Linked DNA regions of Homo sapiens: regions 1 and 2 are each linked to region 3. A link is a contact called in ENCODE Hi-C or POLR2A ChIA-PET data. All regions are on one chromosome and are shown on one strand. The core of a region is the stretch at or near the end of the contact, and the rest is flanking DNA. Distances in the headings are between cores, read along the strand shown. Region 1 overlaps NCEH1 (neutral cholesterol ester hydrolase 1). Region 2 holds the start of GHSR (growth hormone secretagogue receptor). Region 3 overlaps PLD1 (phospholipase D1).

The links. A loop is a pair of places that touch in the nucleus more often than their neighbours do. ChIA-PET counts read pairs that join two places held with the same protein, here RNA polymerase II (POLR2A). Pooled maps may share reads with other maps.
Region 1: a loop to region 3 is called in a map with no recorded cell type, with 2.8 times the contacts of the local background. The contact joins two enhancer-like sites. A Hi-C loop is called at or near these places in 1 of 168 maps with a recorded cell type or tissue (CD4-positive, alpha-beta memory T cell), 1 of 37 single-sample maps with no recorded cell type and 8 of 50 pooled maps.
Region 2: a loop to region 3 is called in a map of OCI-LY7, with 2.3 times the contacts of the local background. The contact joins the promoter of GHSR here to the enhancer-like site in region 3. A Hi-C loop is called at or near these places in 1 of 168 maps with a recorded cell type or tissue (OCI-LY7). POLR2A ChIA-PET finds 5 or more read pairs at or near these places in 1 of 52 experiments (K562).

The regions. Positions count from the first base shown.
Region 1 is chr3:172,656,627-172,660,923 of GRCh38, forward strand. All of the region lies in intron 1 of NCEH1 (neutral cholesterol ester hydrolase 1), which reads right to left. Among named protein-coding and RNA genes, the nearest start is that of NCEH1, 52 kb to the right of the region's middle. Within about 2 kb of position 2,710, at least 3 of the 41 ENCODE cell types and tissues checked have a DNase peak (open chromatin) inside an H3K27ac peak, as active enhancers do.
Region 2 is chr3:172,445,600-172,450,133 of GRCh38, forward strand. GHSR (growth hormone secretagogue receptor) reads right to left here and starts at 2,857. Exons shown (of 2, transcript NM_198407.2): 1 at 2,019-2,857. The coding sequence starts at 2,814. RefSeq lists enhancers at 2,016-2,783, 3,735-4,235, 4,236-4,534.
Region 3 is chr3:171,774,839-171,779,087 of GRCh38, forward strand. All of the region lies in intron 1 of PLD1 (phospholipase D1), which reads right to left. Among named protein-coding and RNA genes, the nearest start is that of PLD1, 34 kb to the right of the region's middle. Within about 2 kb of position 1,718, at least 5 of the 41 ENCODE cell types and tissues checked have a DNase peak (open chromatin) inside an H3K27ac peak, as active enhancers do.

The DNA.
Region 1 (4,297 bases), core at 1,460-3,959, 880 kb after region 3:
GTGGTGATGCGCGCCTGTAATCCCAGCTACTCGGGAGGCTGACGCAGGAGAATTGCTTGACACCGGGAGGCAGAGACTTGCAGTGAGCCAATATTGCACCACTGCACTCCAGCCTGGCAACAGAGTGAGACTCCGGCCAAAAAAAAAGACAGTGACTTTTCAAAGACTGCCCTCTTTGAAGGTAACCCATTGCAATCTGGCTTCAGCCCCATATGTCTGATGAAACTATCCATTAGGCTCACCAATGAACCCCTGACCCCAATGCCAATGCCGATGCCAATGACCCACTTGGCCTCACTGCAGACATTTGACAACTTGTGCTTTCTTGAAACTTTCTTCCCTCTTCTCCAGTTTCTTGTTTTTCTTGCCACACTAACAGTTCATCCCCCACTCCCCCCATTTTTATTTTCTTTTTGTCTTTTATTGATTGGTTCTTACACTCCTGACCACTGGCCCTTTAAATGATGATGTTCTCAAAAGTTCCATTTTTTATTTCATTCGACTTCACAATTCCTTCTTTCCTTGAGCAAGCCAATGTACTATCATGGCAAATAGGAAGTATTTACCAGCAGCCTACTAAATTCAAAGCCTATGACCTGTATTCATATACTGATTTCTAGTCCTTGATCTATCTTTCTCAAGCTTCCATACATATTTCCAAACATCTCCAGGATCTAGCCTACAAGCTCCTCAAAATTAATATGGCCTACTCTCCCTTCTCCACCCCTAGAGCAATTAACGACACAAATTCTCAATTATCTAACCATAAGTCTAACTTCTAAGCTAGAAACCTTACTATTGTCCTCAGCTTCTTCTCTCACATGATTTCCAATCACCTCATCAAACCCTATTAACTCCACCTGCCAACGTTTTCTGACCAAGTTCTACCCCAGCTCCACCCCCGCTCTCGTTGCTGCCTTGGCTAAGATGCTCATTATTTTCTGCACTTGCCTGCTAACTTGAATTCTAGATAACAGTCTTTCTCTATAACTTGCTGCATACTGCTGTCAGAGTTTCTACCCTGAAAGGCTGATCACATTACCTGCCTGCTTAAAAACTTCTGCTGACTTCCTGTTTCTTACAGGAAAAAAAGAAAAATCTAAAGTTGGCATTCCAGTCTGGTCCCACTCTACATTGGAACCTCATTTCTCACCACCCTACCCCTTGCAGTCAAGCATAACTTGCCTAACATTTTTCATTTTTTTAACCTGCCATTCTCTTTGGCAATGCCCTTCACTGGTATGCTGAAACCAGCTCTTGCTGGGTCTCACAAACCAAATGATAAATCTACAGGAATTTTGCAAGTCAGTTTGTCAGAGGTATGTGACCCAGAGCATCTCTGTCTTGAATAGGGGCTGGGTAAAATGAGGCTGAGACCTACTGGGCTGCATTCTCAGATGGTTAAGGCATTCTAAGTCACAGGATGAGACAGGAGGTCAGCACAAAACACAGGTCATAGAGACCTTGCTGATAAAACAGGTTGCAGTAAAGTAGCCGGATAAAACCCATCAAAACCAAGATGGCAATGAGAGTGACCTCTGGTGGTCCTCACTGCTACACTCCCACCAGCACCATGACAGTTTACAAATGCCACCGCAACATCAGGAAGTTACCCTGTATAATCTAAAAGGGGAGGCATGAATAATCTACCCTTGTTTAGCGCATAAGAAATAACCATAAAAATGGGCACCTGCTCAGGTTCCAGACCTTTGGTGGATCGCCATCTGGCTAGGGATTTTTCCTGTACCTGTCCTTCTTCCCTTATTTCTTTTACTCAGAATTATTTTTGTAGAGGAAACCTTTTGTCCCACATGAGGGCATGCATGGACCTAAAGGGTTCTATGTGGAGCACAGTGGCACCCTCTACACATAGCAAAGTATTGGACGGAATTATTAAGCCAACCTGTAAAGCACAAAATAAGTAGGCAATAGTAGGGTTCTCTCATTAGATTGCACAATTATAAAATTTCCAATTGTTTCCTCAAATATCCAGGAATTTCATGACAAGCTACAAAGCAAACCTAAGGAGAACCTTACTGCCACTACATAACAAAATCTAGCTCAGAGAAATAAAAGAGCTCACAGACGGATTTAACACTCTAACCCTGTCACCCTAAAACATTTGGTTTTTTTCCTCCCAGAAAACCTCTAGGGCTGCAGTTCAGTCTCAGGAAGGGCAAAAAGGATAAGGTTGTCTCTTTCCAATTCCAAAACTTTTTTTTTTTTTTTTTTTTTTTTTTTTTACTATCAACACAGAAAACAAGTAGTTTCCATATTGCCAAAATACTGGCTTAGCTCCAAAATCCTCCTATAGTCTACAGGATATGTCAAGGGCAGTAGCTCACGTGTGCTGACGTTTGCTCTCTGCTAGTCACTGTTCTCATTGTCAAGGAATCTCAGACCACGGGGGGTCAGTGAATCACCCAAGGTCACTCAGGCAGTAAATGGTGAACTGGATTTGAACCCAAGCATTCTGGCTCCAAAACCCTCAACCATCACCCTCTATTGCCATTCATGAGTGTAGGAGTTTGGTCAGGGTGGTGGGAAAAATTATAGAAGTTATAGAGAAAGACAAAAACCTTCTTGGAAGGCTGGGAGGTTTTGCAAAAGCTTTGAAAGATAATTTGGCTGAAGGCAGCCAAATTCTTTTATCGGGAGGCTGAGAGCAAAAGGCAGATTAACAAGCAAGTATAAAGGAATTGATCTGGTTAAGTTAGTTTACTTGGGCCTCAGAACCTGGCCTTTAATCATCTGTGCACAGGACTGCTCTCTCCAGGGGGACAACCATGTTAATTACTCACAAGATGTGTTGACTCAAAGTCATTAAATCTGTACTAAATAAATGCCTGTAGCACCAGCTTGTCAGGGCTGTGGCTGCTGACTCTTTATAGCACCCTCCTTGGTGTCTGTGAGTGGCCCGGTCCCCTAGCTGTGCAGCCAGGCAAAAAACCTGTGTCTGCACACATTTTTTCATCCGTTGCTCAGCCAGGGTCTGTGGGCCAGACCTGGCACATAAGTACATTTATTCTCAAACCTACATCATAAAACTAGAAGATTTTACATCTTAAATTAACATATAGCTTCACATATTTACCCAAAGGGAAACTAAGGCCCAGAAAGGATTTGTAACTCTCCTGGGCTCAGTGACTATGGCAGCATAGCTCTATGCTTGACCACTCTGGATCAAACAGCCACCCCCATCTTTCCCCTTTCCTTCAGCTCTTCCTCAACAGCACATCACTCTCTTGAGCCTTCCCTGGTAATAATACAGGAGTTATTAAAAAATAATTTTTAGGCAGATAGAGAGGAGTTCTTGGTAAGGCTTTTTCTTTTAATAAAAGCAACCCCTGAAGCATTTCTTTTTTTTTTTTTATACTTTAAGTTCTAGGGTACATGTGCACAACGTGCAAGTTTGTTACATATGTATACATGTGCCATGTTGGTGTGCTGCACCCATTAACTCGACATTTACATTAGGTGTTTCTCCTAATGCTATCCCTCCCCCCTCCCCACGACAGGCCCCAGTGTGTGATGCTCCCCACCCTGTGTCCAAGTGTGCTCATTGTTCAATTCCCATCTATGAGTGAGAACATGCAGTGTTTGGTTTTCTGTCCTTGCAACAGTTTGCTCAGAATGATGGTTTCCAGCTTCATCCATGTCCCTACAAAGGACATGAACTCATCATTTTTTATGGCTGCATAGTATTCCATGGTGTATATGCGCCACATTTTCTTAATCCAGTCTATCATTGATGGACATTTGGGTTGGTTCCAAGTCTTTGCTATTGTGAATAGTGCCACAATAAACATACATGTGCATGTGTCTTTATAGTAGCATGATTTATAATCCTTTGGGTATATACGCAGTAATGGGATTGCTGGGTCAAATGGTATTTCTAGTTCTAGATCCTTGAGGAATTGCCACACTGTCTTCCACAATGGTTGAACTAGTTTACACTTCCACCCACAGTGTAAAAGCATTCTTATTTCTCCACATCCTCTCCAGCACCTGTTGTTTCCTGACTTTGTGATGATTGCCATTCTAACTGGTGTGAGATGGTATCTCATTGTGGTTTTGATTTGCATTTCTCTGATGGCCAGTGATGATGAGCATTTTTTCCTGTGTCTGTTGGCTGCATAAATGTCTTACTGTGAGAAGTGTCTGTTGATATCCTTCACCCACTTTTTGATGGGATTGATTTTTTCTTGTAAATTTGTTTAAGTTCTTTGTAGATTCTGGATATTAGCCCTTTGTCAGATGGGAAGATTGTAAAAATTTTCTCCCATTCTGTAGGCTG
Region 2 (4,534 bases), core at 1,607-4,106, 670 kb after region 3:
GTTCCAACATTTTAACAAAGATTCAGTCTGTCTGGACCAACAGTTCAACAATTTTTACTGAGCTCCCCAGTCATTTCTATTTAACAACTATCTGAGTGATTTTGTACTGAGTTGACACATTGACTCAACTGACTAGACCATTTATTCACAATAGTCCAGCAGTTTTTATGTGTTAGACACAACAGACACACTTACGAGGTAAAGTGGTTGTACTCAACCATAGCTGTGTATCCGAGTCTCCTGGGGCACTTTTTAAAACAATGCAGATTCCTTGGATGTAGTATAGACTCAGTCAATTTAAATCTCTAAGAGGGCGATCAGGACATATGTTTTATCTTCTCTTTTTTTTTTTTAAGTTTCACAGAGGATTGAATATACAGTTAGGATTAAGAATCACTGAGATGAATGATTCTATGCCACTTACAATAGACATAAGTAAGGCTATTATTAAACCAACTCATATAAATTATCATCCATCCAAGTCTTCATTTTGCCTATGTAAGATAATTTTTAATGATGTCTAAATGTTTAGATTGTTTTAAATTCAGAAATCAGGGAAAAATAATAACAAATAATTTTTTAGTCGTTGTAACACTTTAGTGATCCCCTTCAAATTGTCAAGGAAGAAGAAAGTTAACATTGGTGTTGAGACACCAATGAAGAAATTAATGGCTTGAAAATAAAATTGGAGGAAATTATTAAACTTATCCTTAAAACTAAGTTGTATAGTAGCAACTTAACTGCCACAGTAACAATGTGACTCTCGTAGGTGAGAGCTTAGGATCCCTTGGAGGACACTAGCAGGTTTATAACCTATGAGTCATATCACGAGAATCACCGGTCCAGAAAATAAAATCTTTGACATTCCTTGAATAAACTCTATCACTTTAATATGGAGGATCCAGGAACTGTAAAATTGGAAATATGAAATCATCCTGGAATGGCTTCTAAGAAGCCTTAAAATATGCCATTAAGTATGAAGTCTTGACTATAATATCTAAATAATAAAATATACAGACCTTGGTTTTGAAAATGCAAGTAGAGTTAATATTTTGCTGGGCTGTAACCATATTTATTATTACTTCACTTGTACCAAACACATATACTTAAAGAAGCTGAATTTGTGCAATAAACATTCAGCAAATCCAGTTATGACATTGTGCCCAGATGTTCCTGAAGGGTCATTTGGGGAAGTAGTGAATTCTGTTGGTTTCCACAAAGTCTCCTTTCCTCCTGTTGGAGCTTTGTTTAATCTAGTTTATCCTTACCTTATCCTAGTCTATCCTACCTGAAGAGGCAGGTAATCATAAAAACAAATGAGACTTCACTGATTTGTCACTGACTTCCTTACAAAGCTGTATGAACAGCAGCAGGGTAAACAGAATTGATGCAATTATCTGAAAAAATGCAGGGCAGAAAACAAATCACAATATTGAAAGAAAAATGAATAATCTCTAAGAGGATTATCCAAATTGATCATGTCTTTGGTTGAATTTACCGCTGAACGCTTTCTAGATCCAAACCCTGCTTTTCTTAATGTAACTTAGATATTCACAAATCCTACTTGAGGCAGGAAGTCAGTCCTCACTTTTAACGCTTAAAGACCACAATGGACTTTTATAAGATATCTCGATTTTTAAAGTGGAGTTTCTGGGCTGATATAAAATTTATTTTAGGGAAATACAAATATGGGACATTTTTGCATGAAAGAGAGAAAGGAGAGACAGGAAGAAAGAGACACAAAGAGATAGAGACGGTAAGAAAGACACTGACAAAGTAAAGGGGGAGGAGAGAGAGAGACAGAGACAGAGAGAAAGATTGAGAGATCAAAAACATCACTCAAGAAAGCAAGAGGAGAGAATAATTGAGAGAAACGCAGAGAGACAGAGGCCCAGAGAAACTGAAGAAAGAGGTAGCGACTCAGGGGGAAATAGAGATGGAGACTCAGAGAGAAGGGAGAAGGCACAGGGAGAGGATAGGACCCGCGAGAGAAAGCCTGAGCGCGCGCTGAGACCCACCCAGCATTTTCACGGTTTGCTTGTGGTTCTGGTCCCTGAGCGAGGCACCCACGACAGCATCGCCGCGCCTCCTCCGCCACAGCTTCCTGCCGATGAGACTGTAGAGGACCGTGAGACAGAAGACAGGAAGGAAGAAGAAGATGCTGGACACCCACACCATGACCGTGAGCAGTCCAGAGCGCACCGCAAACTCGGTGGGGCGGCACTCGTTGGTGTCCCAAGGGTCGGTGCCGTTCTCGTGCTCCACCCCGACTAGCACGAAGATGGGCCCGGCGCTGCAGAAGGCCACGGCCCAGATGACGAAGATGACCAGCTTCACCCGCCCCTTGGTGACCACCACCTTGGCCCGGAGTGGGAAGCAGATGGCGAAGTAGCGCTCGACGCTCAGCGCTGTGATGGTGAGCACCGTGGCGTAGGTGCAGCTCTCACTGACGAATTGGAAGAGTTTGCAGAGGAGGTCGCCGAAGTTCCAGGGCCGGTACTGCCAGAGGCGAACGAGGTCCAGGGGCATGCAGAGGAAGATGAGCAGATCGGAGAAGGCCATGCTGGACAGGTAGAGGTTGGTGGTGGTGCGCAGCTCGCGGAAGCGCGACACCACCAGCATGGTGAGCAGGTTGCCAGCGATGCCCACCACGAAGAGTGCCACGCAGGTGGCTGTGACGCCCGCCAGCAGCGGCGCGGGGAAGAGCTGCAGCAGCTCGTCGCCCAGCGAGTCGTTGCCGGGGGAAGCATCCCAGTCCAGGTCGGCCAGTGTGAGGTTGAACCCCGGCTCTTCGCTGGGCGTCGCGTTCCACATGCTGCCGGCTCAGCTGAACAGGCTCTGGGACGTGACTGCGCTGGGAGGCTGGACCGAGCTGGCTCCCGAGGAGGTCCGCTTAGGCGCGGGAGGGTGCGAGGGAGGAGCGGGTGCAGACGCGTAGGGAGGATGCTTGGAGAAGAAAGAGAGGGAGGTGAGAGGCAGAAGCCGAGGAAGAAGGTGAGATGGGGACAAGGAAGAGGGAGAGAGACTGGTGGTCAGTGGGTGAGAGAGTGACCCACTGCTTTCTCTGACACCTCCCCTTTCCCCCACCAACTCCCCCAAAGTTTCTCCCAACACATCCTCCGGCCGGCGCCCACACGCATACCTGTCACCAGCCCTGCCTCGCATTTGCGTTCTCGATCCAGTTCCATCTCGCACTTCCCAAAGCGTCGCAGCGAGTGGGGACCGCAGGGACCAGGCGCCGCGAAGCGGGAGCGTGAGGCGCTCTCTCCGAAGCCCTGGGCGACGCTGGACTAGTGTGCCCCGGAAGGACAGGTCACACCCGGGGGTGGGGGTGAAGACGACGGTGGCGGTGGGGAGGACACCTTTAGCAGCTGGGACCTGATTTCTTCCTCCACAAGGCTGCAGCTGGCTATGGCCCTGGTGGAAAGAAAAAGCGAGCTTGACCAACTCGACTTGGGAAGGGGGATAGAGAGAGAAAAGAAGGACCTTGTGTTTGTATTCATACCGGTGAGCACCAAAGAATAGTCTCACGCAGTTATAGGACCCAGGTTCAGCGATGTGACTACTTGTCCAAGGTCACACAGCGAGCTGGGGACTCGGGGACCAGTGTCGGATCTCCCACCCGGTTGGGACTTCTGAGCGCACAGGGGCAAGATATGTGAGTAAACCCTGTCCAGAATCCCAGTCCTTTGTATCACTCGGTAGTGGTAGAGAGTCTGCTGTAGGGTATATTACTTTTGCTTGATGCAAACCTGGTGGCGGGGTGCCGAGGTTGGTCAGGGAGGGAACAGGAGAAAGGAAAAAGGCAGGGTTGGAGGTGTGTGGAGGCGGCAAGTGAAGAAGAGGCTGTGAGGCTGGCGCGTCGAGAGTGTGCAGGAAACATTTTTTGAGGCATAACTGAGAGAGATCAGCCATTTAGTAGCCGTATTCCCTTGGGCAAGGTCTTCAACCTCCTGAGCATTACGTCTTTTTCTTTGAATTGCAATGATTTGTGCGGACCACTGGGGGTGATATCAAGTGTCAGGGACCACCGGAGGCACTCAATAAATAGAAGACGCGTTGCTGTTGAGAAGTAGAAGCTGTGCCGGTGGGAACAGGTCAAAGGCCACCCCTACACTAGCAAGGTGACCCTCTGGACGCGGTCTGTGCGTCTCCTGCTCAGAGCCAGAAATCAGCACCCGAAGGCATGAGACTGCCAGTTGCCAGCGAATTCACAAATCCGACCGGCCCCTCCCGGCCCACCGACCTCGGGACCGCCCCAGGAACATATTCAGCACTGTGGCCAGCGCCACATCCATCCTACCGCAAAGCGCCGCTGGAGGAATGGCTTCCCTGTCACTCCCACCGTTTTTAACTTGCGCTTCTAACGCCTCAGTCCTACCCCACGGAGGAGCAGGGCAGACTCCCACGAAGCACAGGCCGGCGTTAGTCACTGCCTTGACCATACACATCGGCGCTCACCCGATGAGATACCACGTACTGTGTATGAGAGAGTATCCCCCTCAGTTGAATGCGTTTGTACTTGCCTTTCACA
Region 3 (4,249 bases), core at 468-2,967:
AAGGAGTTCACTGAGGGAGGCTGGGTTTGAGGTCCTCTGAGCTGTTCAGGGAGGATATCCAGCAGGCCCCAGGAGATGCAGGCCAGGTGCTACAGTCCTTTGCCTAGACAGCAGAGGTGCACATTTAGGAGTCACTGACACTGAAGGAGCAGCTGCAGCTGGGGGACAGTGGGACACAGAGTTTGTCCCTGGAAAATGTACAGCATGAGAAGAAAGAGTGAAATTTAAGGCAAGGCTAAGGGTGTCAGACAGAATTCAGGCTGTTGATAAAAAATTTTATTTTTATTTTTACTAACTTCTAACTAAAATTATCATTTCCTTCTGTAACTTGTCATCAAAGATATTTTCTTTGACGTCAAAGATATTTTCTTAGACATCAAGGATTTTTCATATCACATTAGTTATTGCAATATCTCAAAGTATCATTTCCACTCATCACTATTTCAAAATTACAGTAGTTATTAGACCTGCCACTAGATACTGGTAAGTAATGCATTTTAATAAAGGACATGTATTACAATATGACATATTTACTTCTTTGCATATTGATAACTTTATGTCAGTATAATTGGTTTCCTTTGTAATCCTATGCATTTTAATTTTATGTGTTTAATTTTACAGAATAAATATTCTGTAGAGTGGTTCATTAGCTTAATTAGAATGTCAAAGAGGTCCCCATGGCACAAGTAAAAGTAAAGAACATCTGATTTAAAGAGGGAAAGAGCCCAGCGCAGTGGCTCACGTCTGTGATCCCAGCACTTTGGGAGGCTGAGAGGGGCGGATCACCTGAGGTCAGGGGTTCAAGACCAGCCTGGCCGACATGGTGAAACCCCGTCTCTACTAAAAATACAAAAATTAGCCGGGCGTGGTGGCACACATCTGTAATCCCAGCTATTCAGGAGGCTGAGGCAGGACAATTGCTTGAACCCAGGAGGCAGAGGTTGCAGTGAGCAGAGACTATGCCACTGCACTCCAGCCTGGATGACAGAGGGACACTCTGTCTCAAAATAAGTAAACAAAAAAAATTAATTAATTAATTAAAATAAAAGGGGAAAGAAAAAGCCACAGGAAAACACTTAAAAATAGCTCTGCGAAAAGGGGGACCCTAGTATGAGATGGAGACAGCTTTCAAAGCTAGGATGCAAACGCAGGACTTCTGACTTTGTGTTCTTTCTACCACGTGACTCCACACCCTAAAATAATAAAAACAGTAACCCCTTCATTTGCGTAAACAAAGGGCTTTCACATGTATTAGCCTGTTAGTTCATCACATCTATTCAGAGTAGGAAAAGGCAGGAACCCAAACGTGCCTTGAAGCTGCCATCTAAGAAGACACTCCTTCCTGGGCCTCAGCACTGCGCCAGTGCTGCAGCGGACGGTGGTACCTGTCACCCCACTCTATGGAGCTGTAGTCATGGGCACAGAAGAGTAAGATGAAGAGCCCCTCCCTCATACCACACTAGCTAGAACCTGATCGCAAGAGGTGGGCACAGTGGGTGCCCACCCAAATGATGAGTTGCACTTCTCTCCAGGCTTCTATTTACAGGTAAGGCTAAGAATTTGTTTCCTTGCTCAAAGCTCTTTTATTTAGTTCTGATTGGTGATCCAGAGTGAATTACAAGATTTGCAATATTTCAGCTCTTTAATTTGCCATTGGCTCTAACCAAGACAGAAGACTTTACTTAAGCAATTGGTTTGAAATTAGATGGACAAGCTGAAACAATGGGCTCTCTGTTCTTTCCTCTCTGTGCCCACCAACTGGCATTCATTATTTAATCTGTGACGTGTGTTGCCAGGGCTGCGGTAATGACAACGGCACCTATTGTCTTCACATCCCTTCCCTATTCTGTAACATCTGTCATGGCTCCTGTCTATATTTCATTTTATTTTGTTTTATTTTGCTTCTTTTACTTTTACAAGGTTATTCTTAATTACTACAAATTGCTCTGAAATCTATTCTAACCCTGCAAAGTGTAGCATCATTTTGTAACTTGGCAATAACAATAAACTGAAGGCGCGTGTGATAGCACCCTTTTAAATTACTGTAATTTTACATAAAACTGTATAATTTCAAACAAATTTTATCTCAAGGTTAACTAGATAACCTCTCTTTTTAAATACCTGATCAGTTCACAGACGACTTTGGCCCCTTCTCATATAATACATGACTTCCTTTTACACAATAATGAGAATGTGGGTTTATATGACTAATCTGACACAATACAGTAACTTCTGCTTAAAAAAAAAAGCTGAACATTTCTTAATATGCAGTTACAATGTAAATTACTATGTTCATGGATGGATCTTTAATTTCCAAGTTTCTCTATTATTTTCTTTCTTTTTTAAATAAGGAGCCAGAGTGAAAATTGTCACTTGCCTTGTAATCAGTCACCTAAAAACTAGAGTGAAAATTGTTGTGTGTGAAAAGAGTTCAAAATTGGTTTCTATGTCCCAGGAACCGGAGAGCTGGTCTTCCTACTGCTGTCTGTCTCAGGACACAGCACACCCATCCGCTGTAGGAAAGGCAGAGGTTTCGCTTAGAGCTGCTTGCGTGTAAGGGAAGAGGGAACTCAACCTGGCAGGAACAAGCCCTTGATGATTTACCTTCTTTCCTAATTGCCCAGAGGCATTTCCTTCCTTGCTTACCCAATCTAAGGAAGGGTTTCCTACTGCCCTAGCAGTTCCTTTAACCTGAAGCCATTTTCTCTAGTTCCTACCCTGTTTTTTGTGTTGCTCTCAATCTGCTTTCTCACAAGACCTCACTTTCCAGCCAAATTGGTTTATTCTGTTTTTCAAATTACCTAGTTCTTCCTTCCTTTTGAGTTTGTGCCACTGTCCCAACTGTGGCAATGCCCTTCCCCCTCCTCGACAGTAAAGGAGTCAAATCCTCCCCAGCATTTCAAGGGGCGGCCCAAACCCATGTCCTCTACAAAGCATTTTCAGGTCACCCTGCTTTAAAAAAAAACAAAATTGCTCAACAACTACAGCAATCATCATCAGCAGCCGCAAATCCATTAGGCAACAAATTATGCCTTGCGACTTTCTATTTTATCTGGATGGGTTATTTAAATAGTGATGGCATTTAACTTTTCATGCATTTATAACTACTTCCTCCAACTTAGTAATCAGTAACTACATATTACAAGTTATACCTCTGAAATCAACCATTGTAAAAAGCATATAGCAAAAATTCTACCTTACATTGCATTCATATATGTATTTGTTGCTTACAAGATATTTAAATTATTTATGTTACTTAATGATAATTACAAAATAATAGCCAACACTATTGCCATAATATCTTACTAGACTCAATATCTTATTTGACATTCACATCTGCCATATGAATTAGATACAATTATTTTCCTCATTTTTCAGGTGATGAAAATGGGGCCAGAAAGCTTAAATTTCCCAAGGTCAGGCATTCAACACGTACTTAGTGAGCACCTACTATGCGACAGGCATTGTTTTCAGCATTAGTGATGAAAGCAGAAAACTTCTATCTTCAGGGAGTTTATATTCTATTAGGGAAGACAGACTATCAAAAATTAAAACAAATATATATAAAGCCAGATAATACTAAGTGTTGTTAAGAAAACTAAAGCAGAGTAAGGGACTGGAGAGAGATGGCATCTGGAGAGAGATGGCATAAGTGGCGAGGTAGCACACTCCTTAGATAAGATGGTCAGAAGAGGCCTCTCTGGGGAGATGACACTTGAGCAGAGACCTGAACGAAGTGAGGTGACAGGCTCTGTAATCATCTGGGAAAAGGGCCCAGGCAGAAGAAACGGAAACTGCAAAGGCCCAGAGGCCAATACAAACTTGGCGTGTTCAAGAACAACAAAAAGGCCAGTGTAGTCAGTGCTGTGAAAGAAAGGGCAACAGTAGAGGGTGTAGTGAGAGAAGAAACTAGGGAGTCCAGTTATGTATGGCTTTGTAAACCATTGCATAGTTTCATTTACGTTTTTCCTTAAATATAATGAAAAGGCCCTGAAAGGTTTTAATCAAGAAAGTGAAACACTGTGCCATTTGAAAAGATTACACAAGTTGGGTAGGTAAAGAAAAGACTAAAAGGGGCTGGGCATGGTGCTGTAATCCCAGCACTTTGGGAGGCCGAGGTGGGTGGATCACTTGAGGTCAGGAGTTCAAGACCAGCCTGGCCAACATGGTGAAACCCCCTTCTCTACTTAAAATACAAAACTTAGCTGGGTATGGTGGCGGGCGCCTGTAATCCCAGCTACTCAGGAGG